3 separate regions of the Mus musculus genome follow, and regions 2 and 3 are each linked to region 1. Evidence: chromatin loops called from intact Hi-C (ENCODE). Cell type or tissue: heart. All regions are shown on one strand.

The links. A loop is a pair of places that touch in the nucleus more often than their neighbours do. Peaks named below come from ENCODE experiments on the same cell type or tissue, not always from the same donor. Only the 100,000 strongest peaks of a DNase experiment are listed, where the experiment ranks them.
Region 2: a loop joins it to region 1, with 2.8 times the contacts of the local background. A loop is called at or near these places in 4 of 42 quality-filtered maps.
Region 3: a loop joins it to region 1, with 7 times the contacts of the local background. A loop is called at or near these places in 5 of 42 quality-filtered maps.

The regions. Positions count from the first base shown.
Region 1 is chr6:17,277,223-17,285,222 of GRCm38, forward strand. Cav2 (caveolin 2) reads left to right here and starts at 3,963. Exons shown (of 3, transcript NM_016900.4): 1 at 3,963-4,288; 2 at 4,673-4,860. The coding sequence starts at 4,139. In heart, no CTCF peak of the experiment used is centred here; DNase peaks (open chromatin) are centred at 3,969 and 5,119; H3K4me3 peaks cover 1,866 bases; H3K27ac peaks cover 1,835 bases.
Region 2 is chr6:17,220,137-17,228,136 of GRCm38, forward strand. No RefSeq gene overlaps it. Among named protein-coding and RNA genes, the nearest start is that of Gm52892, 25 kb to the left of the region's middle. In heart, a CTCF peak has its summit at 3,802 (motif pointing right); DNase peaks (open chromatin) are centred at 4,935 and 6,575.
Region 3 is chr6:17,194,696-17,202,695 of GRCm38, forward strand. D830026I12Rik (RIKEN cDNA D830026I12 gene) reads left to right here and starts at 3,056. Exons shown (of 3, transcript NR_102305.1): 1 at 3,056-3,095; 2 at 7,038-7,440. Gm52892 (a long non-coding RNA gene) reads right to left here and starts at 4,876. Exons shown (of 2, transcript XR_003956407.1): 1 at 4,703-4,876; 2 at 4,221-4,563. In heart, a CTCF peak has its summit at 3,007; a DNase peak (open chromatin) is centred at 3,216; H3K4me3 peaks cover 468 bases; H3K27ac peaks cover 1,390 bases; H3K27me3 peaks cover 3,096 bases.

The DNA.
Region 1 (8,000 bases):
GCCCAGCTCAGGTGCCCTGCTATTTCTAAGAGCTAGGTTTTCTCACACAAAAAGTAATTCTGAATATTCTTGTGTATGACTTTTCTTTGGGCAGGGAGTCCTATTTGAAGAAAAAAAAAATTTAGCTGTCACTAATCCCAAACAAGCTAGTCTGTCTTAATATTAAACAAGAAATTCCTGGTCATGGATGCAAGATTTTTTACAAGGGACAGGAGAAAAAAAAAAAAAAAGACAGATGGCATGTAAAACAAAACAAAACAAAACCTGAGGAAACTTTCATTGAGTATCTGGCACCATTTCACATGTGTGACAGTTGAAGAACTTTAAGGACAAACACCTTCTATCTGATCTTTTAAACTTCAGGGGACAGGGTCCATTGTCAGGAGATGTCAGGAGATGGTGGAGGAAGAGGGTTAAGTGAGGAGAGGAAAAGGTATGAGAAACAAACACAAATGCACACGCACACACACACACACACACACACACACACACGCATGTACGTACACATGCACGGAGAAAACCAAAAACCTAGGGAGCTATTAATAATAACTATTAAGCTATTATTCAAAATCCACTATGCCATGGAGAGAGATCTGCTCAAACAAGAAGAAGTAACAGTGTTTCCAAATTTCTCAAACTTTGTTCTGTAACAGCAAAACCCTGATCAAGGCTGCTTTGTTTTCTTCTAACAGGGACATGGATTCCTCAATTAAAGTCACCTAAAATTTGGGGAAATTATTCAATAGGTGAGATTTGCCAAAAATCCCAGAACTTAATATGGTCTTAAGATGAAATATGAAGGATCAAGACATCCCCAAATTTATCGTTTTCTAGATATAATCATCTAAACAACCCATACATTTGTGAAGAAAAGTGTAGGGGGTATGGCAAACAGACAAGGTTTGAACATTGCTTCTGGGAGTCTCTTCATAGGTCTGTATATCTCTTAAACAATAACAATCTTATATTGAAATATTGAATGCTAATTATTTTGAAAAACTTAAAGAATAGATAAAGTCCTTATATTTAACTTTTTAAAATAAATTTATATGTAATGTTGGACTTAGCTTTTTTGTAGCTACAAAGATGTTTCACAATTAAGAATTGGGTTTTCTAATAAATTATTAGTACAATTTCAAACTTTGTCTTAAGCGAGGGTTTATTAGTGGGCAGTGAGGCCTCGGGTTTTTTCCTGTTCATGTGACATAGTTCAATAATGGTGAATTCCATGGTTCTCGGACTCAGAAAAGGCAGGGAAAGGTGACTTGGGTCCTCAGGGGACATTTGGCAATGTCTGGAAACATTTGGTGTTGTCATGACTGGGCAGTATTATCTGCAGCTAGTGAGGCAGAAGCCAGGGATGTTGCTAAATGTACAGTTCTTGGGATAAGCCCTCAAAGCACAGGGTGATCTGGCTGAAAATGCCAATAATTTGGAAGTTGAGCAAGCCTCCTTTAACCCAAGTGCTTTAAATATCAAGAAATTATTTCCATGAATAACCAGTTCCATGAATAACCAAGGAGTAGAGCTGTATGTGAACAATATGGGACACTAGAAGATGTGTTTGTGATTTGAGAAGAAAACTAAAGAGAAAAACTGATTTTATTCATATGTGTATCCATAAACACATTACAATAAGCCAAAAAAGATCTTTGTTACAGTGTAATGAGAAAATGAAGGAACGAAATCCTACTCACAAATACTAATTTATGATCAAGTTGTACTCCACCATAATTTTAATATGACACCTAAAACTCTTATTAGAAGGCAAGATACATGATAATAGCTAGAAAAAGACAGCACCAGCATTGATTTTATATGAAATTTAACGTCTCCTTCCTTATAATTGAATTGCTTTTGAGGCTCATTGGAGGATAATCCCGCACACTGGAAGTTCTAGTGTGGACTCGGCCATTTGGCTGCAACATCTTCTTTAATTTTTCTCTTTCTTAGAAAATCTATCAGTTTAGCATGAATAAGACCATCTTTGCTGTGTAGAATCATGCTGTTTTAATCCCCTTCAAAATAATGGTAGCTGCCATAGTATAAGAATATTCTAAGAAGATAAACAAAATCATTTTATAGAAAGGCTTAAAAAAAAACTTGAATTAAAATAGTGAACCGGGCAAGCATGTTATTAAAAATAAGAGTGTCATCAAGTCCCAACCCATGGTAGAGGGATATATTCAGTAAGTCAGTATGTGAGTCTTTCTCTATTGAATTCTTCATGGCATACGCCAACTCTAGTCAGGTTCTATTTTTATCATGGGCTTCAGAGACAACTTTTATAAATACCTATAATTTTACAAATGAATCTTTAACTGTAACTGCCCAATAAAAGACATGGCAGTTTTACCTCTCCATGGCCTGTCTCCACTGCTTGAAAACTCAGCAGTTATTTGCAATAGGTCTTTCAATTGTCCTAAGGAGGACAATGGAAATGTGAAGGTATCTGGAAGACTTGGAAGGGATGAAGCCCCAGGGTTAGATGTCTGGCCACCACCCTGACTGCAGCCATGCTTTTTCTTCTTCTTGAGAAAGACCTTACAACTTTGAGGAAATGTAAGCTTTACAAAAAGATTAAATGGATCTAAACTGTCTCTTCCAAACCCTGGAAATCAACATGAAGGCCTCCCCTTCAAACTCCTGCCATCGGGCGTAGCATCTAGACCCTATCTGATTCTCAGAAAGTCCGAATGAATGCAGGATGGTGAAGTGCTGAGAAAACAGTGAGTGTAAGGCCTATACCACCCCTTCGAATTAAAAAGGATTTAAATAAAACCAGGAAGGAAAAGTATAATCAGGGGGAGGGGGAAGCTTGAGTAACGGGACTCGGTGAGGGGGCGAGAGAAGAAGCCTCCAGGACGTGGGATTCAACCCTGCGCCATTCTGCATTACTGACATGATGACCCACACACTGCAGTGGAAGAAGATACACTCCCTATTCAACTATGACATTTAGAGTTTTGCCTTCCAAATATGTTCTCCGATCAGTTCCCAGGTTGTTTAGTTGGTTGTTTTGTAACTTGTATTACTCCCCAAATAGCCTTTCCTTTTCCAAAGAAACCTTCAAATCCATTTCCTACAAGGGATTTGATTTGTGCAGCAGGCTCTAAAGCCGGCTGTCCAGAGCAATGCCCATTCTTTGGTACTATAGTTTGGGGTCTGGGCAAACTGAAAGCATCATTCCATATCTATACTCACCAAGTTCCTATTTCGCGCAGGCAAAGTTTTAGGTTACCAGATGGCAAACTCTTTATGCCAACTCCTCCCTACTGAAGCTCTTGAGAGAATGGTCAGCGGGCTTATCCATGTACCATGATGTAGTTATATGCTTGTTTATGCTGCTCCTACGATGGCATTACAGACCTGTCTGCACGGCATTAGTTCCTGCAGTCTTTGAACAAAATCCTGATTTAAGGGAAAATCCAAAGTTAGTTGTAGTTTGGAGGCAGAAGAGCAGACCTATCCTTGGGGTATGATGGCAACAAACTCCTATAACAACTTACATAACCAACTCTGGGGAAACAAAAACAAAACGAAAGGGCTGCTGCAGTCCATTATCTATCAACAAGGTACGCCTTAGCCTCACGATTCAGCTACAATGCTTGCTGTGAGTTGGGGACCAAGTAAAAGTTAGGAATTAACATCTCATTCTCTCAGGATAGCTCTGAGGAGCAGGTGCCACAACTCTAATCCAACCAGTAGATGCATGTAGACTTCCCTAATGCTTGCCCCCTAGCACCTCCAGACCTTCTTCCAGTACACACACCTCCCTGACCAATCTGTCTGCCTTTAAGCATCCCTGTTCGGACTGCAAGCCAAGTGGCCCGGGAGGTCTGCTTTGCCCGGCTTCACCAAGCCAGGAGATGACTCATCGAGCCGGTTCCCCGGGCTCCTTGGGGCTTTGGCAAACAACTGGAGAGGTGCCCTCCCTCCCCGCAGGCCCGGCGGGGCGGGGCGGGGTTCGGCCAGCCAAGGCTGGGAGCGGGAACCGGCAGCGGGAAGCGGCCGCCGCCCGGGCAGCCCGAGGCTAGGCAGGGCGAAGCCAGGCGGGGCGGGGCTGAGCGCCACGGGAAGGGGAGGCAGGGCTGCCTAGGGACCGAACGACCGAGCCACTCTTGCAACGCCAGCCACGATGGGGCTGGAGACCGAGAAGGCCGATGTGCAGCTCTTCATGGCCGATGACGCCTACAGCCACCACAGTGGCGTTGACTACGCAGATCCTGAGAAGTATGTTGACTCGAGTCACGACCGGGATCCTCACCAGCTCAACTCTCATCTCAAGGTGAGTTTCAGGCTGGGCTATCACTCATCTAGGCTGGAGGCTGCTAAGGGTCCCTTGTATGCTGCAGGAGGATGACTCTTGACCTTCTCCCCAACAGTGGGGGTTGGTCCCATTGCTAATGCTGGTTCCATTGGCACTCTGCCCTGGTCCCACAGCCTTCAGGCTCCCTGAACAGCCACACAGTGTCCAACTCCTGTGTGCCCAGTGTCACTCTAAGAAAAGCTGAAGATACTCTAGCCAGGTCGCCTTTCCTTCGGACTTCCCCTTCTTAGAGTGCTTCTGCCACCACACCCCCCACCCCCACCAACTTCGTTCCCTCCCCACCCCGACCCTATCCCCGACAGGTTGGATGACGTCATGAGTCCTTGCATCTTGTCTCTGCAGCTAGGCTTCGAGGATCTGATTGCAGAGCCTGAGACTACACACTCCTTTGACAAAGTGTGGATCTGCAGCCATGCTCTCTTTGAAATCAGCAAATATGTGATGTACAAGTTCCTGACCGTATTTCTGGCCATCCCCTTGGCCTTCATTGCGGGTATCCTGTTTGCTACCCTCAGCTGTCTGCACATCTGGTGAGAGGGGACACATGGGTTGATTCTGAAGCTTACAGAAGTTTTTGCCACCTGCTCTCTGCTCTTCCTATTTCCCAGGGCCCATTTGCAGAGAAAACGCTTACATTAGTTCCCAAGGGTAACAAGACCTGAGAAATCTTGAAGGGCAGTGTGCTTTCTTTAGAATAATAGTCCCGGCTGAGAGTTTAAACAGAAGGAAGCAAGGGCCTCTTTCCTGGGTGTGATTTTTCCTTCCATGCAGAAGGCTGAGCTGAGTGTGGAGGTGGGGGCTGGAAGGCCACTTCCTGTCATAGGCTGCTCTCTCCAGGGCCTGTTGTGACTCGTGCCTGTGGTTCTGGGCAGGTCCTTTCCTCCTTTCATTGACTTTTATTCAGTCACCATCTGTGCTTGGGCAAAACAAACGTTGATCTCAGAGAAAACAGCGCTTACATTCTGACCCTTGGAGAAGGGCAGACTTTAGTAAAACAGTGCTATGAACTGAGCCACTCAAGTCTTGCTATTGGTAAATGGCAGCCATGAACCCAGGGGAGACAGGAGTGTTTACAATGATTGGGTTGAACATCTACCACGAACAAATAAAATGTTAAGCTATGAAACAAGGGGATAGGCCATTACATTATTGTTTCACTTATGAAGCACACACACACACACAAATGCCATCTAGTTACAAGAAAAAGAAATATGGAAACCAATCGAATGTTGGGATGTCTGTAAAGTTATTCACGTTCAAGATGCATCATAAGCTTTTTTAAGCACTCAAACTTGTCTTAAGGGAACTAGCCCACTCCTCCAAGAAATGTTTTTTGTGTTAAAGGTTACCCACTTCATTCAAAGAATCATCCCCAATGTCACAATAGTTTTCACGCTGGTACCTCAAGGTGGTCCTGGTGACACGTGTGACCCTAGATACCACCGTTTAGTTTTTCACATCATGGGGCATTGCCACATCCCAGGGCAGTCTCAGTGTTCAAAGAGTTATCCAACTTACTCCTTCTTTCAGTCTCGAGGTACACTTTGCTGTGTTAGCTCACTAGTTCTGCACACCAAGCCTATTAGGTGCTCAGTGTTGCTGGGTGAGAACACAAGCCTTTCTTCAGCTTGCCCATCACCAGGGAGGGGGATTTAGAAACAAACCCAAATGGTGAGAAAGCATGGTGAGCAAGCAATGGAGGAGCTGGGAAACAAGGGTAACTTTGTGAGGGAAAGGAATCTGAAGACCAAAAGAAGTCTTTTGGAAGATAAATATAAATTCAGATGACGAAAGGATAAACAAAGAATACCAATTCAGTCGCTTGAGGCTCTAAGCAGTCATCTTGAAAGGGCCAAAAGATTGCCAGAGAAGTGGAACTCTTTGCTTTCGTGTGTATGCAGGCCCACACAAGCATGTGTATGGTTATCTCATATGGGACATTCGCACATAGGTGATTTTTTTTACATGCCTAAATCAACATATAAAACTGTACATTCCAGCCGGGCTGTGGTGGCACATGCCTTTAATCCCAGCACTTGAGAGGTAGAGGCAAGCGGATTTCTGAGTTTGAGGCCAGCCTGGTCTACAAAGTGAGCTCCAGGACAGCCAGAGCTATACAGAGAAACCCTGTCTCATAAACCAAAAAACAAAACAAACAAAAAACAAAAACAAAAACAGCAACAACAAAATACAAAAAAAAACCTGTACATTCCAAATTTACTAAAATTGCCAACCGAATGACTAAATCTGTTATTTTTACTTTCAAAAACAGGAAAAGATAAAGGACCCATAACATACTGCAGCATGCTAGCTTTGATGCTCTCTGTTTATTGAGAACACTAGGTCTTCTCACAGCTTTGGGGGAAGAATTGACAAAAGATACGTTCTCATTTGCTAAATAGTGGAAAGATATCAACAGTACGACAATGTGCTAAATGTTGACTCCACCTGTCTTCCCTGGGAGTGGGAGGAGCTTTGTGTCTGGCTTCCACTGGTGAATCATCATACCACTTCCCTTTTAGAGACACAATATGTATTATTTAACTTCAGCTCATTTCTCAAATTGTATTCATGTGAGACATTAATATTTAACTGTCACATGCTTGTCACCGGGTAGCTATGAATTGGTGTTTGAATGTTACATTTTACCTTCATGAAACAATTATCATCAATGGATTGCATGCCCCTAACACATAAGCTGGATCGATTGCAAGGTTTATAGGAGAGTAGACTTGCTTGAGCAAACTTGGCTTTTTGTTTTGTTTTGTTTTGTTTTGTTTTGTTTTTCTTTTCAGACGTTTATTTTATATTTCTAAAACAGGGTGCTGTTCATTGTTAAACCACAGTTGAGAAAGTAAAAACTAAAGGGGCTTTTACCCAAGTCACAATGTCACCACAAACCTGATTTTAGATTTTTGTCTTGGTTGTTGTTATTGTTAGGACAGGGGTTATTTGGTTTATTAGCTGTTTTGTGTATTTGTGAACACGGAGCTCGATACGTTGCCAAGGTTGGTCTTGAACTCCTGGGCTCAAGCAGCGCTCATGCTTCAGCCTCTCCAGTAGAGCCATACATCACAACAGGTAGATATCATATTCTTCACCCCAGTAAATAACAAAAACTAAATTATAAACACCTGGTTATACTGGACCTTCAGCCAAATGTTCAGATCTTTAGGAATGGTGAGTTGGTTTTATTTGATACCTTGGTCAGATCCACTTACCATTTGCCAAGCAAGTTTGCTGATCATCATAACCGAAGAAATGTCACAGGGGCTCATTTTTTTTTTCTGGAATGCGATGAAAATAGATGCCAGGTTACTGGAAATGCACTGTTTAGTTTCTTGTTTCCAATACAGCATATTGCTGAGACAACACAGGCTTCAAGACACTGTAGTATAAAAACAAATACTAACCGCTGGCCCCAGGCTGGGTGTCCCGTGGCAGCACAGAGGACTATAGGTTAGGCCATTTGCATAAAAAAGCATTTGGTGATGCTTCAACACATTCATTTTCAGTCTAAACTGTGTGCAGATTTGGGAGAGAAGTCAGTCACAATGTTAAGAACATAACTCAAATTCTATAACCAACGACCGTGGAACTCTCTGATACAAAGAGAATAACTTGCAGAAAATAAAATAAGCTCACCACATCCAATGAACTGGAATCTTCA
Region 2 (8,000 bases), 57 kb before region 1:
ATAGTTGGCCAAAAGGATATCATGGAAATCCCCAAGCAACCCAATTTGTAAGAGTAATATGTTGCCCTCTACGAACTGACAGCAAGGCCCCATTGTCAAAGACAGCACCCATGCAACTCATTGAACTGGTGAGGTCAAGCTGGTACCTATATAAAACCTTCACCCACATGTTTGAGTGTCTTTGCTACACAAAAATTCTCTCCAGGCTAGCAAAAGAGAAACATAAACACCAACCCAGCCAGAAAACCTTGGTCTACAATTATGTATTGCCTGCCAAATATGCTAGAGTAATGGTGGTACCTACCTCATGGAAGTAACAAAGCAATGTCTGATTCGTCTTAAGACCCACTCCATGAGATAAAATCTATACCTAACACTGCTTGGGTGATCAAGAACCAGAGACTAGATAGTCCAGAGTCCTAGAGTAAAACCAAATACTACTGCTCTAAAAATAAATGTAAAAATGACTCATAATGACATTCTGTTATTCTCATTAGATCACTGCCTTATCCTGCTATCATCATAGTGGCTTCCTCCTGAAGCATATAGGAACAAGTTCAGAGCCAGAAATCGTGCAAGCAAAGAGAGAGAGAGAGAGAGAGAGAGAGAGAGAGAGAGAGAGAGAGAGAGAGAGGGAGAGGGAGAGAGAGAGAGAGAGGAGAGACCTTGGAACACAGCTGTAAATGGGATGTCTCCATCAAATATTTCACCTCAGAGCTCAGAGAACTCTTGGAGGAGGAGGAGGTTGAAGCAGAGTGGGAACTAGAGGAGATGGCAGACATCAAGAGAGCAAGTTTCTCTGAATCAGCTGAGCAAGGTTCACATAAACTCACAGAGACTGGTGCAGCAAGTGCAAGGCCTGCACATGTCTACAGCAGACCTTATGTATGTATGTATATATCTATATCTATACCTATATCTATACCTATATCTATACCTATACCTATACCTATACCTATACCTATACCTATATCTATATCTATATCTATATCTATATCTATATCTATATCTATATCTATCTATATCTATATATATAATAGCTAACAGTTTAGTAATTTTATGGGACTCTTTAGTATGTGAATGAGTAGGTCTCTAATTCTTGTAAATGCTCTCAGGACTCTTTTCTTTCTGTTGGTTTGTGCCATGCAACATTGATCTTAAGGTTTTTGTTTTATCTTATTATATTTTATTTTGTGGTTATGTTGTTATCTTTCTAATGAGAGTCAGAAAGGGAGTGGATGCAGAAACAATTACAACCAATGTGGGGAGAAATTGGGAGGAGTAGAGTAGAGGAAGAAGAAATTATAACAGATATGTTGTTCGGGGAAAGAATCAATTTTTAACCAAGTGGGAAGGGAGTCTTTCTAAAGCCTCCAAGTTGGTTGAGTATCACCTTCTTGAGCCCTTCATATTGCCATGGTGTCTTTGAAGGTGAACACTGTCATATTAACAAACTCATCTGGAAAATAAGCCTGGGCAGTATGCCTGTGAAAAAGTGTCTATATTAGCTTAGCCTACAGGTTTCTACAAGGGATTATCTAGAATAGGATATATCTAGATTAGGGTAACTGAGGTTGGAAAATTCACCTTGACTGTGGGAACCATTGTCTGTTCAGGCCCTGGACTTAATAGAAAGGGGGAGCCAAGCGTAGTAGGATCATCTGTCACTATCCACTTCCTGACTGTGGATGCAATGTGACCCGTCACCTCATGGCCCTGTCACCATGACTTGTACTGTGATGAACTGTATCCCTCCTTGAACTGTGAAACAAAATAAATACTGTCTTACTTAAGTTGCTTTTCTTCACACAAAAACACAACTCTAATCTCAAAGGGAATAAAGAGATGGTTTATTCTGGAACCCAATCAGTGACCATGGTCTGGGAACACATACTGAAGTCACCCCAAAGCCCAAGTTCCAAAGGAAAGGCAGTGTCATCAAGTTTTACTGGTAACAGAACAAAGAATCAAGACATTTTTCAAAAACAATTGTAGACGCATTGGTGAAGCTGCCCACAGGATAGTCAGGGGTCTGCTAAGTGAGTCCATCTCAAACATTTCACCTGCTGCTCACGAGGGTGTTAGATCAAACACAAGGGTGGAAAAGGAGTGGCATTAAGGGGAGCTAACATATAGCCCAGGATAAATTTTAATTTAATCCTGGACCTATAACAATCCAAACTCTCTAGGATCTTAAAAGTTCTTTTTTTTTCTTTTAATTTTAATTTACATTCTTTTCATACATTACACCTTCAACTGCAGTTTCCCCTGCCTCCATCTCTTCCAGTTTCCCTACCTCCTGTTTTCTCTAGGTCTATTTCTCCCGTTTCCCTTAAGAGAAAAAAATAGGCTGGCATAAATTACAATAAGACTAAGCACAAACTCTCATGTCAATGCTGAACCAGGTGAGCCAATAGTAGGAAAAAGGTCCTGAAGCAGGGAAGCATCAGAGACAGTCTTTGCTCACACTGTTACAAGCTCCACAGAAAGCCAAACTACACAACCATAACATATAAGCAGAGGGCCTAGCTCAGACCCATACATGCTACTTGATTGTCATTTCTATCTCTGTGAGCCTCTATGAGCCCTGCTTAGTTGATTCTGCGGTCCATGTTCTCCTGAGGTCTTTGACACCTTCTGGCTCCTAGAATTCTTCTTGCTCATCTTTATCCAGGCTCCACTGGATTTCCTTAGTATTTGGCTGTGGGTCTCTGTGTCTGCTCCCATCAGTTGCTGGTTGATGTCTCCTTGGTGACGACTGGGCTAGGCACCAATGGCTGAGGAACACTTAAATGATGTTCAACATCAGGGAAATGCAAATTAAAACTGTCTTGAGATTCTACTTCCTACCTGTCCGAATGGATAAGATCAAAACCAAAAATGGCAGCTCATGCTGCTGAGGATGTGGATAAAGGGGCGTAGTCCTCCACTGTTGGTGGGAATGAAAACGTATATATTCACTATAGAAAAATATGGAGGATTCTCAGAAAATTGAGAATCTATCTACGTCTAGACCCAGCTACATTGCTCTTGGGCATATACCCAAAGGATACCCTATCCTACCATAAGGACACTTGCTAAACTCTGTTCATAAATGCTTTATTTACAATAGCCAGAAACTGGGAACAACCTAGATGTCCCTCAACCAAAGAATGGATTAAAAAATGGGGTTCATTTATATAATGGAGTATTACTCAGCTGTTAAAAACAATCACATCATGAAATTTGTAGGCAAAAGGACAGAACTAGAAAAAAAAATCCTCCTGAGAAAGGTAACCTAGACCCAGAAACACAAACATGGTACGTACTCACAAATGGATATTATCTAAAAAGTATAAGATAATCATGCTATAATCCATAGATTCAGAGAAGCTAAGTAACATGAAGGGCTCAAGGGTGGGACACATGCATCTCGCTGGAAACAGGAAATAGATTTTGAGTGTGAAGTGAGGACAAATGGGGATGCAAACAGGGGGGTTCAAGTTGTGGGGAAACGGAGGGAGGGATGGGAGAGACAGCTGGAAAATTTAGGGAGCATTGTAGAAAACAAGTGCAGTGGAAACTCCTTGGAAACAACAAGAGTGGCCCTAGCAAAGTCTGCTAGTAATGGAGGATATGGATCCTGAACCAGCCATCTTCTATAATAAGGCAAAGCTCCCAACAGTGGGACTGGAATATCAACCCAGACACAAAACCCTTGACCTTCAATACATCCTGTTTGCAATATGTACCGGGTAATGGTGGCCCAGAACTTGTTGGAGTGGCCAAGCAATGACTAGACCAACTAGAGACCCTTGCCATAAGAGGGAGCTGTGGCCTGACACTGAGTGGAAGGTCAGGAAGTAGAGGCTGATCGGTCCAGAGACCAAGGATAGAACCAAATGAAACTGCTGAAAAAAAAGGCAATGAAATGAATCCTAATGATATTATACTATAGTCTTTAAAGTCCTAGCCAGCTAATCAGCCTTGAAGAAGGTTCAGTAAAAGGTTCAGCTCTTTCATACTTTGTCTGTCACAGTAAGAAACAAGTATCCCACACAGAATGTTTCTCTAGCAGCCTCTGAATTGTTTTCTAATGCTCTGTCACAGAATCTTTCTCTTTCTCCAGGCATGTGCTTTTAGTGTGTGGGTCAGGGTTGGAGTATGACAGATTGCAGGTGAGAGTTGAAGGGAGCCTCTGACTTGTCACTGTGGTCAAGGGTCATAGTGCCGTCTTTAGAGAGGCCATCAGTAAATCAAAGCAAAAAGATAATGTTAAACGTGTAAGGGATTTTAGTAAGAGGGGTTTTGCCATAAAGTATTTTAGTATTTATGGACTACTAAAACATAGCAGCATGTAAAAATATAACAGCAATAGAACAGAGAACCACAACCTGACATGTAGAACCATGCTGCTATACGCATATATGAATATTTCAAATGCAAAATCTGCCTAGAGTATAAAAGCTCTCTTCCTCTGCTGAGTCCAAGCGTCTTTTAGTCATCACTACTTTATGGGGCATGGAATAGCACTGAGATGATTTGCCATTCAAGACATGACAGTACCTAGGTCCCATAAAGCCTACATCCTACAGAGAGCTTTTGCAGGTGGCTCCCTCAATCCTAAAGTAACATCTGATCCCCCCAAAATTAACCCCTGCAGAGCAGTTCCCGAACGTTCTGGAATACCCAACTCTAAATGTCCAATGACAATTAGAAAATTACATGGCACTTGTGTTAAAGTCTCCTGGAATGAACCTGTAATACCACTAATGAGGGAGGGAAGAAAAAGAACTTTTGGATAAATTAAATGGTTAATTGTTTTCGAGAATCTTGGTCCAAACAGGGAAATGCCTCTTCAGAATGGCCCCCATCCTTTGAGGATACATCTGTATAAGAGAAGCAGGGCAAGGATGTGTGACTCAGAAATTCCACTCCCTAGAAGTCGGCATTTTTTCCTCTTAGCTGGGCTCACAGCCAGTGTAGCCACAACCTTAATAGACTAAGTGGAACTTCGAGTCGTATGACATCAGGAGGATAATCGTAAAGATAAACTGAAAATAGTGGGAGATAACTGACCCTCTAATATGACATGGATAAGTACAAATGGTAAGTTGAATTGGAAAACTGGTAAGAAGTTGCCATATGTGGGAAGTGTGAAGATTTGGTTGCTATAAGTGAAACCTCAGACTTTGGAAGGAGGAAAGATCTCGAATGTCATGAACAAATAAGTATAAGTGGAACCATCTTGGAAAGCATGTTGGTTCATACCTATAATCTTAACACTCAAGAACCCAAGGCAGACCATCCTGGGGAACATGGTAAGACCCTGGATGAAATCCCAAAACAAAGTAAAATGGTGACGTCATCCAAACAAAAAAAACTGGTTGGAGAGATACCTTAGTAGGTGGCATCTCTATAACCTAGCACTAGAGAATAGAAGCAGGAGAGATTTTATGGCTAAAATAGTCCAGATGAAGCAGTAAGTTCAAGATTCAGCGAGAGACTCTATCTCAATAAACAAGGTGGACAGTGCTGGAGAAGTCAACCTTTGTCCAGGACACTTGCAGCACAGGTAAGTATTCTGGCACACATATAACAAAACAGACACACACACACACACACACACACAGAGAGAGAGAGAGAGAGAGAGAGAGAGAGAGAGAGAGAGAGAGAGAGGGAGAGAAACAGACCAACAGACAGACAGACATGGGCACATGCACACACTCAGATACCCACCCACAGAGACCTACACAACACACACACACACTCATGGACACATGGACACATAGACACATACACACACTCAGACACCGACCCACACAGACCTGCACATGCTACACACACACACACACACACACACACACACACAGGGAGAGACAGATAGACACACATGGGCACATGCACACACTCAGACATTCACCCACAGAGACCTACACATCACACACACACACACACACACACGAGTAGAGAAACATCTACTGAAATAAAAGGGGTCCAAAGAATTTGACCAGAAGTGGCAGAATTTACAACCCTTCCAAGGTTTTCCAGGCTCTGTTCATCACAAATTGCTGACGCACAGCCAGCCCCGTCTCCCTGATGTAAACTAGACCACTTGCACTTGACCTGACACTTTGAATTTTGAATTTTGACAGAGGTTTAGATACTTTTTTATCTTAGAAAAATCTCCATATTTGGTCTCATTCAAAAATCACATCTGTAGGCAGAATATAAGCCTTAGCTAAGCACATCAGGTAGGTTTGAATAACTTTGTCTTCCTACCTATACAGATTTGGTAAATAAGAAGCCATGTTTGAAAACCCATCACTTCATTCATATAAGCTGTTGTAGAGGTCTTTTAATCCAGCACCACGGCTGCTCTGACAAGGGTTCATATTCAAAGATCTTCTAGGTCTATGTGATCCAGCTGGAATGCAGACACCGTCTGTGGGACACTGAACCATGCCAGGACACTTGGTAAGGCTGAGTGTGTCCTCCCAAGATCCAGGCACTTCCTGCCCCCACCCCACCCCACACACACTGTAGGCATCTCTCTGCTCCTTACTAACTTCCTGGCCCAGAACAAGTGGTCACATTCCCCACAATGGTCACGTAGCCCAGAACATAGTTCTCCGTGCTAATGAGGTATCTAGAGGCCCCGAGGGTTTAGTCAATAAGCTTCCCTTCCCGGACATCCCTTCCTGCAAAAGGTATTTAATCTCTGGTCCACCCTGAGGAGTTGGTATGCACACATTTTCCATGATGAACAATCAGTAAACAATTTGGAGCCAAGGACTGTCTCTCTTATCGAAAACCACCATTGGGGGCACGTAGAAAGCCTTCAGCTACAAAGCTGCTGCTTATGCTTCTGACAGATGCCCCCGCCCGCCACTCCCAGACAACTGCCACTAAGCTAAGGACTTTCACCGATGAGCTAAGCTAGAGTTCCCCATTCCCCTGGCCCTGGGCTCCTTATCATCCTCAGCCTGTGAGCCACGAACTCCATTTCTGAACTCCCCGAGATCCACTGGTGCCTGGATGGCCAGGAGTTTGGGAGCCACCGGCCCCCAGGGTCCTCAACGCGGGTTGAGGGACCCTTGACCTCAGTTCCAGACTCCTCTGTGTGAAACCCCAGCAGTGACTGGATGCCTGGGAATTAGGGAAAACCCAGCTTTGGTCTCCCACATCCTAGGCCGTGCTTCCTTCCCCCGTGGTTGGTGTTGCAGTGCTTCCCTAAAGCCCAGCACCAGACAGTGGCTGTGCTGGGTGAACGCAGTCTAGCATTTCCACATTCTGCGTGAGAAGGTCAGGATGCCAACCCACAACCCTCTGGTATGATCTGGCTAGAATAGACTCACCCTTAATACACACCTTTAATCCTAAACACTGAAGGTAAGGCTAGTTTGTAGAAGGAAGCAGCCATGTTTGAAAGTGAAGTCTAATTAAGAGTTAAGGTGACAAATCAGAGAAAGACACTAGGGTATGCCTAGCTCTCACGAGGACGGGAAAGAGGGGATAATTAAGATCAGAGCAGAGAGGGAGCAGTTTGTTCATGAGCTCAGTTGAGTTCACCCAGTCCGTTCAGTTGTTGAGTTCAGTTCCGTTGAGTACAACTCAGTGAGTCTAGGGAGTTGAGTTGAGTTCATTTGTTGAGTGGATTCATGAGTTCATGCAGAGGTAGAGAAAGCCAGAGTGTTAGAGGAGCCAGAAGATTAGAACAAATTGCCTGAGCTCAAGCAGAGCAATCCAGTGAGAAGCCAAGAGAAGCCAATTTGAATCAGTCATCTGGGAAGATTAGATTGTATGGAGGCTAAATGCTTTCGGGCCTTGGCCTAGGGATAGTTAGAACAGAGAAAGAAATGCCCTGGGTTCAGACCAAGCCAAGATGTGCACTCACTTAGCTTAGGTGCGACTCTCATCTCATCCCATCATCTGAGGAAATATAAGTGACATTGACAAGCTGTCTTTTGTTCCCTACTGTCTTGTCTTTTGTACTTATTCTTTTTTTTCTTTCTTTAAAA
Region 3 (8,000 bases), 83 kb before region 1:
CACAACATCATATGGTGATCTCTCTCCAAGGGTCTCCAAGACATGTAAGGTAGGCCTAGTCTTCCAGATCTTCAAGTGACTGTCTTGTGGTCCCTATCACCTATATCCCATGCTGTGTATCCTTTTCGGGTAACTCAGTTAGTTTGGTCAGCGTTCATTCAGTTGTATGTCATATCTCCTCTCTCACTCCCATCTGATTTCTTGACATTGTCCACTGAGCAAGGTAGGCCCTTTACAGTTGAATTCCAGGCATCGTTTACTTAATGTCAATCATTTATCATTGCTAATGTCAGTTTTACAATAACCCTTAAAAGGTGGGTTCCGTGATTACATTTTATAGATGCAGAAGGAAAGCTTCAGAAAGACAGACTGTTTACCCCAAACCAGAATCCCGGTGCCCTGAGTAATGGCTTTGTTAGATGTACAATCCTAATCAATGAAGCACTTTAGCTGTGACTCAGTTTCTTCTTATTCTAAGAGGAAATAACAGTGAATGTCAGGCTTGTTGTCTGGATAAAGGAAATAGAGTGAGAGAGTGAGCATAAGCTTGTCAAACACTGTCAAAGCACTGCTCGAAATCTAGGTACGTACCACCTGAGAATTCTTAGCCTTATAGACACTGGCATTATTTCAAATAATATGTATTTTTGAACTACAACATGATCCTCTTGAAGTTTTAATATTATATGTGCTCATACTACAATTTTAACCAAATTTACTTTTGTGGCTCAAGACAATTAAAATGTGATCTTGTCATAATGTTCTAACAACTAAAAATACTTATGTGCTTCTAGAAACCTAGCAATAAACATCTAAAACCAGAAGCTCTCTTGTGAATCTCTTTGCTCTACTTAAAGATAGGATAGCCTCAGAACAAGATTCTAAACTTCAGGAAACGTGCTTCTGACACTTACTACATGCTAAAACTCTGTGCTAGGCACTTAGGACCTGAGATAGGCAAAGGGGCTTCCTCAATCTCGAGTAGTTTATAGCTAAAAATAGGCAGCTGTCATCTGGGAGAGTTAATATCCTCCTGCTAAGCTTCATTAAACAGCAATAAGAGAATGAGAAACTCTATCCTGTGGCTTCTACCCCACAAGATGATTGTATCCTTAGTCAACCTCGTGCAATTATTCCAAGATTAAGGAATATATTTATTTGTTGATTGCATATTTTGAGCGAAACCAATAACAACAGCTCCATCCCATGCTGCTGAGATCACAGGCTGTGATATAATTGTCACTAGGCTGAGTTGCTAAGTATAATAGTCCCGTTTTCAGGATGGGGAAAAGGGATGAAATGGACAAAGATTATTAGGGAGAACAGCACAGTTTGTGAGGAAAGAAACACAATCCCAAGACCTGACCTGAGCACATGATCTTCATGTCAGATATCTATACCGCCTCAGTAAGGGTTTAGGGATGTGTGTACACAGCTAGCATAATTCAACTACACATCTCCAGATACTGTTCAATATTTTATATAGCAGTGTGCTACCATCACTAAAAACAACAACAACAATAACAACAACAAAACCCCCCACTAAAACAAAAGAATTTCCTGTTACTTTTTTTTAATAAAAATGTATCTTTAGTAGTGTGAGTGTGTGTGTGTGTGCACATGAGTATGGGTGCACATGGATACTAGAAGAGTGTGTTAGGTCCCCTGGAGCTGGAATTATAGGCAGTATTGGGCTGCCTGCCCACTGTGGGTGCATGGGACCAAACTCAGGTGCTCTGCAAGAGCATTACACACTTTTATCCAGTGAACCATGTCTCTGATTGAACATGTTTAACCTCCTCAGGTCACATTCATTTGAAAATGACTGCTAATAAGAGGGAAAACTTAGGAAGCATATTTAAGATGTTCTCAAGTGCATCCTGAAAACTCTGCCGAAAATGCTTTTCCTCTTAGCATGTGTATCTTAGTTACTTTCTGTTGCTCTGATAAAACATCATGGCAAGAAACTCCTTGAGGAAGAAACCGTCTATTTTGGCTTATGATTGGAGAGAGAGGGGTCCATACAATGAGTGTAGACACGGCAACTGGCAGCCAAACTGCATCTGAGGGATCACGGTTTCAACTCCAGTTGGCAGAGAAAGCCAACTAGAGCTGGTTCAGGTGAGGTTGTAAACTCTCAGAGCCTACCCTCAGTGACATCTTCTAGCATGGCTCTACTTCATAACGGTTCCATAACCTCCTGAATGGCGCCACCAGCTGGGTACCAAGTGTTTATATGGATGAACCTGTGGGAGATGTTGCTCATTCAAATCACCATGATGTGTAGATAATTTAAGAGATGAGGATGTTAAAGGTATCCACCTTGCTGGCATCTGTGCCAGCTAGTTACACCAGGTTATGTATGTGTGCATGTGAAATTTCCCACCTTTACATACACTTATTTTGGGCAAACACTGCCATTCCCTGTCGCTGAAGAGGATCTATATCTCTTTACTTAGAAAGCATATGTACACACACACACACTCACACACACAGTGGAGGAAATTGATCTATTTAGCTATTATCATTTGAAAAGCAGGAACTTTTTTTATTTAACACGTATACATCTTAAGATAATTGAGAAAGTGCTTCTACCAAGTATATTTTTGGGTGCAGGACGACAGACTAATGATGTGAGTTTCTCTGTAGGCAGCATCTATTTAACAAACCTTCAAAAGAGCACCTTTTATCTAGCAGGCCACTTGAAGGAAACAAGAATGTAAAAGAAAGGGTGGTGAGCACCTAACAGTGAAATAAAAGGAGACAACTACATGGCCCTTGTGGAGATTGCTCAACAATGGGTTTCAATGAAATAAGAGAGGAGAACCACACAGCCCAGAACACATCATCAAGCCCGATAGTCAATTGAAAATTAAGTCTCTCCACTCCTTCTTTTGTTTGTAATTAATGGCTCGATGGCAGGGTGTCATTTTCTACTCCCCTTGCAAACCAAGGAGGTAGAAACCCTGGCAAGATAAATACTCTGACCACTAGGTGTGTTTTCGTTTCTTCTGGTTGCTGGGATATGCGGGGCTGGCAAACGGTGTTCCCAGTCATTTTAGGAACGCCCCTTCTTTCCTCTTCTCCTTAACAAGGTTAGTGAGATTCGTGCGGCTGCATTGGGAAGGGCCTTATCACTGCCGGGTGATCGCTGTTCCAGCCCTGGACAATGAGGGTTCATCCAAAAGCACGGCTTCCTTTCTGCTCTGGACAGGAAGCCCTGCCTGTGTCAGCCGCGAATGCCTCACGCAGTGCCTGGCCAGGCAGCAGCTGGAGAGCTGAGAGGAAAACAATTTCTAGACCTGGTGTTTGTGCAATAAAAGACCGGGTGGTGATGCGATGGGAAAGCTAAAGGGGAAGTTCGGAAATCGTTCACTGTTGTGATAATTTGCCTGGGACGGAGAGAATTGTGAGATTCAGAGGAGAACTCACAAACAAGAGGTTGCCTTCTGTCCAGCCCTAGTATGAGGCTTGCTGTAGGCTGTTATGTAAGGTTGGTTGATTATCACTGGGAAGCCCGCTCTTTTCTGGAAGGAAATGGAGGACTAGTGGATGTGGGGAGACAGGAGGTACTGGGGCGGAGGACTGGGGGAGAGGAGTAGAAAGGGAAACTGAGGTTGGGCTATATTGTAGAGAAGGATGAAGAAGAAAAGCACCTCTCAAGCTAAGAAAACTAAGACGTGGGGAAATGAAGGTACAGTAAATCTCCATCTTAGCCTAGTAAATGCATTTAGAGGGATTTGCGCCTCAGACCAAAGTCCTAGAAGTGGGGTTTGAACTCTTGAATTCTGATGTTCAGTTACAGAAGACTGAATTGCGTCCCACAATCAACAGTGTGTATGGAATGTTGTTAAGACATCACCCGCAGAGACAGTTAAAATGATAAACGGCAGCAATTGCGTTCCCTGTATATTTTATTTCCAACTGCATCACTGGAAAGAGAGGCGTCGATTGTGAGATTTGTTAGGATTCCTTCAGATGCCCCAGAGAAGGGAGTGAACACTGTCTTCAGTGTCCTGGAGCTGAAACAATGAGGAGAGAACACAGGACAGGTTCCTGCCATAGTTAAGGATTTGGACCTAGTGTTCTCTGCAAGCCTGGGGCTGCTAAGGCATGGGGGTGGGGTGGGGGGAATAAAAGGGTCAAAGCAAGGTCACAGAGAAAATATCTATATTTGGATGAAGAAAAGAGAAGAAAAATAATTTCACTAACTCCACATCTAGATAAAAAAAATCAAAGGAATTTAATAAATCTAGAGGCCTAGGGATGAACAGGGACTCGGTTGAGGCAGAAGGGAGGGGCAGAAATATGCATGGGCAATTAAAACTGGAGAGTTGGCAACGCTTTAGTAGTTGAGAGACAATTTTCGCAGACAAATGAAAGCTGAACGCAGACTGGCAGAAGAAGGACTGGCTTGTGGAAGAGCAATCGGTGAGGCAGCCGAGGACACATGCGCAGTTAACCTTTCCAAAAAAACATGGTCGTGGAAGGAAGAGCCAGAGTTTCTGCAAACCTAGAGGACAGGGCTGCTGAGAAGCTAAAGCTCTGACGGTAGGAACTTAACTGCAGAGATAAAGACCGTTAAGGAAAAGTCAGTGAATTTCCCTTTGTCCCCAGGGAAAGGAAACATCCCATTTAAAAGAAAAGTTACAGATCCAAATGACAGGAAGTCCAGCTTCAGGTTGCTTCTGTCTATACTCACGTAGGGGAGCCAGTCCTCAGGCACTCTCTGCTGCCTTAAAGTGAGATTTGAACCCACATCTCAAGCACGGATGTGTTTGGTTACCCCGCTTCCTTTTGGTGGAGAGGTGAGCTTCCTATGGAGAGCCACAGGCATCTCTGCCTTGCCTGCCTCCCTCCTCCCAGACTACTCAGGCCCTCCTCCTCCTCCTCTTCCTCCTCCTCCCCCTCCTCCTCCTCCCCCTCCTCCTCCTCCTCCTCCCCCTCCTCCTCCTCCTCCCCTCCTCCTCCTCCTCCTCCTCCTCTTTCTCTTTCCCTTCTTTTTTTAATGTCCATAGCTGAGTATATCTTATAGGTTGTAGCACAACAGATTTAGATGACTCAAACGAGCTGTCTCTAGCAACTAAGGCAGGATTCAGAGTGCTGGAAATAGAGACCAGGCTTTAAAGAGAGAGGAAGGGAAAGTTCCAGAGGAAATCCAGATCATACTGGATTAATGAGGACCTGAATGGTGGTAGGTGATGGGGTTTCCTGTGTCAAAAATCTGTTCAGACTGTCAGGGCTCCCTCAGAGACTTAATAAACCAGAGAGGCCATCTGAGGATTCACAGAAAAGAGAATTCACTGCTCCAATATAAGACGCATGAATGCTTCATTCATAAATATATGTCTTATACACAGCAGTTAGTATATATTTTATATTTCTTGAACTGATTGATAAGTTCATGAGTCATGCCACATTCTTTAATTCTTATGGTAAGTTGGGAACTACATGTTAATTTGTACGTTTTTATCTCATATGTGATGAAATGAAAAAGAACTCGCAGGTTTTCCTGCATGATATGAATAATATCAAAGCCCTGTCTTTCCATTTAATTATGATGTGAAGTCCCACTTGCACACTGCCCTGCATTCTCAAGTCCCCAGTTGTCATGCTTGCCAGCTGGGAGCTCTCTGGAAGCGAAACTCCTTCTGCTCTCCTACACCCTGCATACCTTGTAGTAATAGCTGCGCACCAAATGTTCTACTGATTTGAGATTGAACTTGCTTATCTCGGCTCTATGTAACAGCTACCTTTAGGGCTTATTTATACCTCAAATTTTTGCCTATAGAAGGAATATGTTTTCCTCAGCTGTGGCAAGGTAGGTAATTTTTCTCTCAATTAAACAACCACTCTGAGAGCTGAAAGACAAAAATGTGGTTATAAAAACAAGTGAGTCTCCTGGCTGAAAAAGCATTTAAACAGATTAAAAAGATGTTTCAGGAAGAGGGAACAATAAGAGGACCAATGTAGAGTCAAGAAGGGTTGGAGCACTCATGCACAGACCCACTTGTCTGGGGACATAGACAGCCTTCAGTGACAGAAAGCACGAGAGGCCCCAGCATCCTCATCACATTTAGTAGTGCTAACCTCTGTTTCTCAATAGGTCCAGCCCTTTCCGCCATGGCTTTGCCACTTCAGCAAATCATCACAAACTGAAAACAGAACAAATGTACTACCTTTTAGTGCAAAAGAAAAGAAAACTAAAATAAATTTTACGTGACAGAAATTAAGAGGCGATTGGGGGCTGTTTACCTTCTGGAGACTCCAGAGATTCTCTGTTTACCTTTCCCTGGCTCTAGAGGCTGCCTAGTTCTCCAGCTAGTAACTGCTGCCTCCCCTGCAACCCAGCCCCATCTTCTGTCACCGATTATGTAGGTCATATCTCCGTCTTTGATTCTGACCCCCTCCCTTTCATTTGTCAGATACATATGGTGACATCAAATCCACCCAAGTTATCCAGGATGCAATGGTTTTAATTTCATCTATCAACTTTTCTTGATGTTTCTGTGAAACCATTTATTGAATAAGGTTTCCATCTGGGTGTGTATGACGCATGTGCATGTATGTGCACAGTATGAGCACAGCTAAGTAAGTGCACATTTGGAGGGCACAATTTAACATTAGGTGTCTTTCTGTATTGCTTACCTTTTTATTGTTATTTGATAGTCTCTAGCCAAGTCTGGAGTTTGATAATTTGGCTAGATTGGATGGCTTCAAAGTCCTAAGACTCTTCTGGCTTCATCAACCCAGTGCTATGATATAGGATATATAGAATATATAGGAATATATAGGATACACTTGCCACCACAGCCAGTTGTATTGTGGTACACACCCAGCACTGAACTCAGGACCTCACAGCTTATGCCAATCCCTTTAGAGACTGAGTCATCTCCCTAGACACAAAAGTTAATAATATTTTGAGTCCAAAAATTATCCTCCATAAGGAAGGTGGACCATTTTAAGTATTTGTACATTTTACTTGTGTTGTAAATACAATGAAACGTATCACACCTCAGTTTCTCTGTTGTTCACAGGTGGAGATGGTTTTGCTCAGACAAACTTTATTACCAGCACCAATGAGGGGAACCGAGAATTCTGAGCCACTGTAGCTGACATCACAGAACTCCAGCTGCTCTGTGGACTGTATCCTTTTCTACCTCTGTCCTTAAAAGCTATTGGAGCCCTTATTAAAAAAAAAAAAACTGCTGCTGTGTACTTAGAGAGCAACTCTTATTTCGAGTGATTCTTTTACCTGATAAGGCATTTGGATATTTATTCCTCTAACTCGACTCCAATCCCCCTATCTTTTTCGTGTTTTCCCAGGTAAAGAGGAAAAATCTCCAATCCACTCCCATCTGTTTGCCTCATCCAGCAGAGCTTCCAGGCCACAGAAGGCTCAAGACTACAATATAATTCCTGAGACTGCCAAGACCTTGGGTAAAAGATTAAGATAAGATCTTCATGGTTAAATTCCTTCCACATACTCTCTCTCTCTCTCTCTCTCTCTCTCTCTCTCTCTCTCTCTCTCTCTCTTTCTGTCCCTCTCTCTTTCTCTCTCTCTCCCCCTCCACTCTCCCCTCTTCCCTCTCTCCTCTCCCCACTCTCTCTTACCCCCTCTAAGAATATCACTGGTTATAGGCAAAAAATTCAGGTAAATTAGAAAATGCCACACAGAGCGGGAATCCAATGAGTTATTGCATAAACAGCCAGCTGCCTCACTGAAATCCCTGACTCACTCCACTTCTGGATAGAAGTCTGGGCTTCCATTTGCATTCATTTAAGTTGGAATTAGCTGTTGGCAAGTCACATCCATGTTAGGACATTCTGTAGAGAATAGAGAGCCAGCCTGCCAGAGAACACTCTCTGTGTTGAACCCATAGCAATCAGCCTTCGTGTAGAACCCGAAGAACTAGAGTCACAGTACAAATATATTGTTCTTTCAGTTCTATAATTCTCATGATGGCTGAAAACCTGCTTTCTAAAATTAGAGGCTGTCA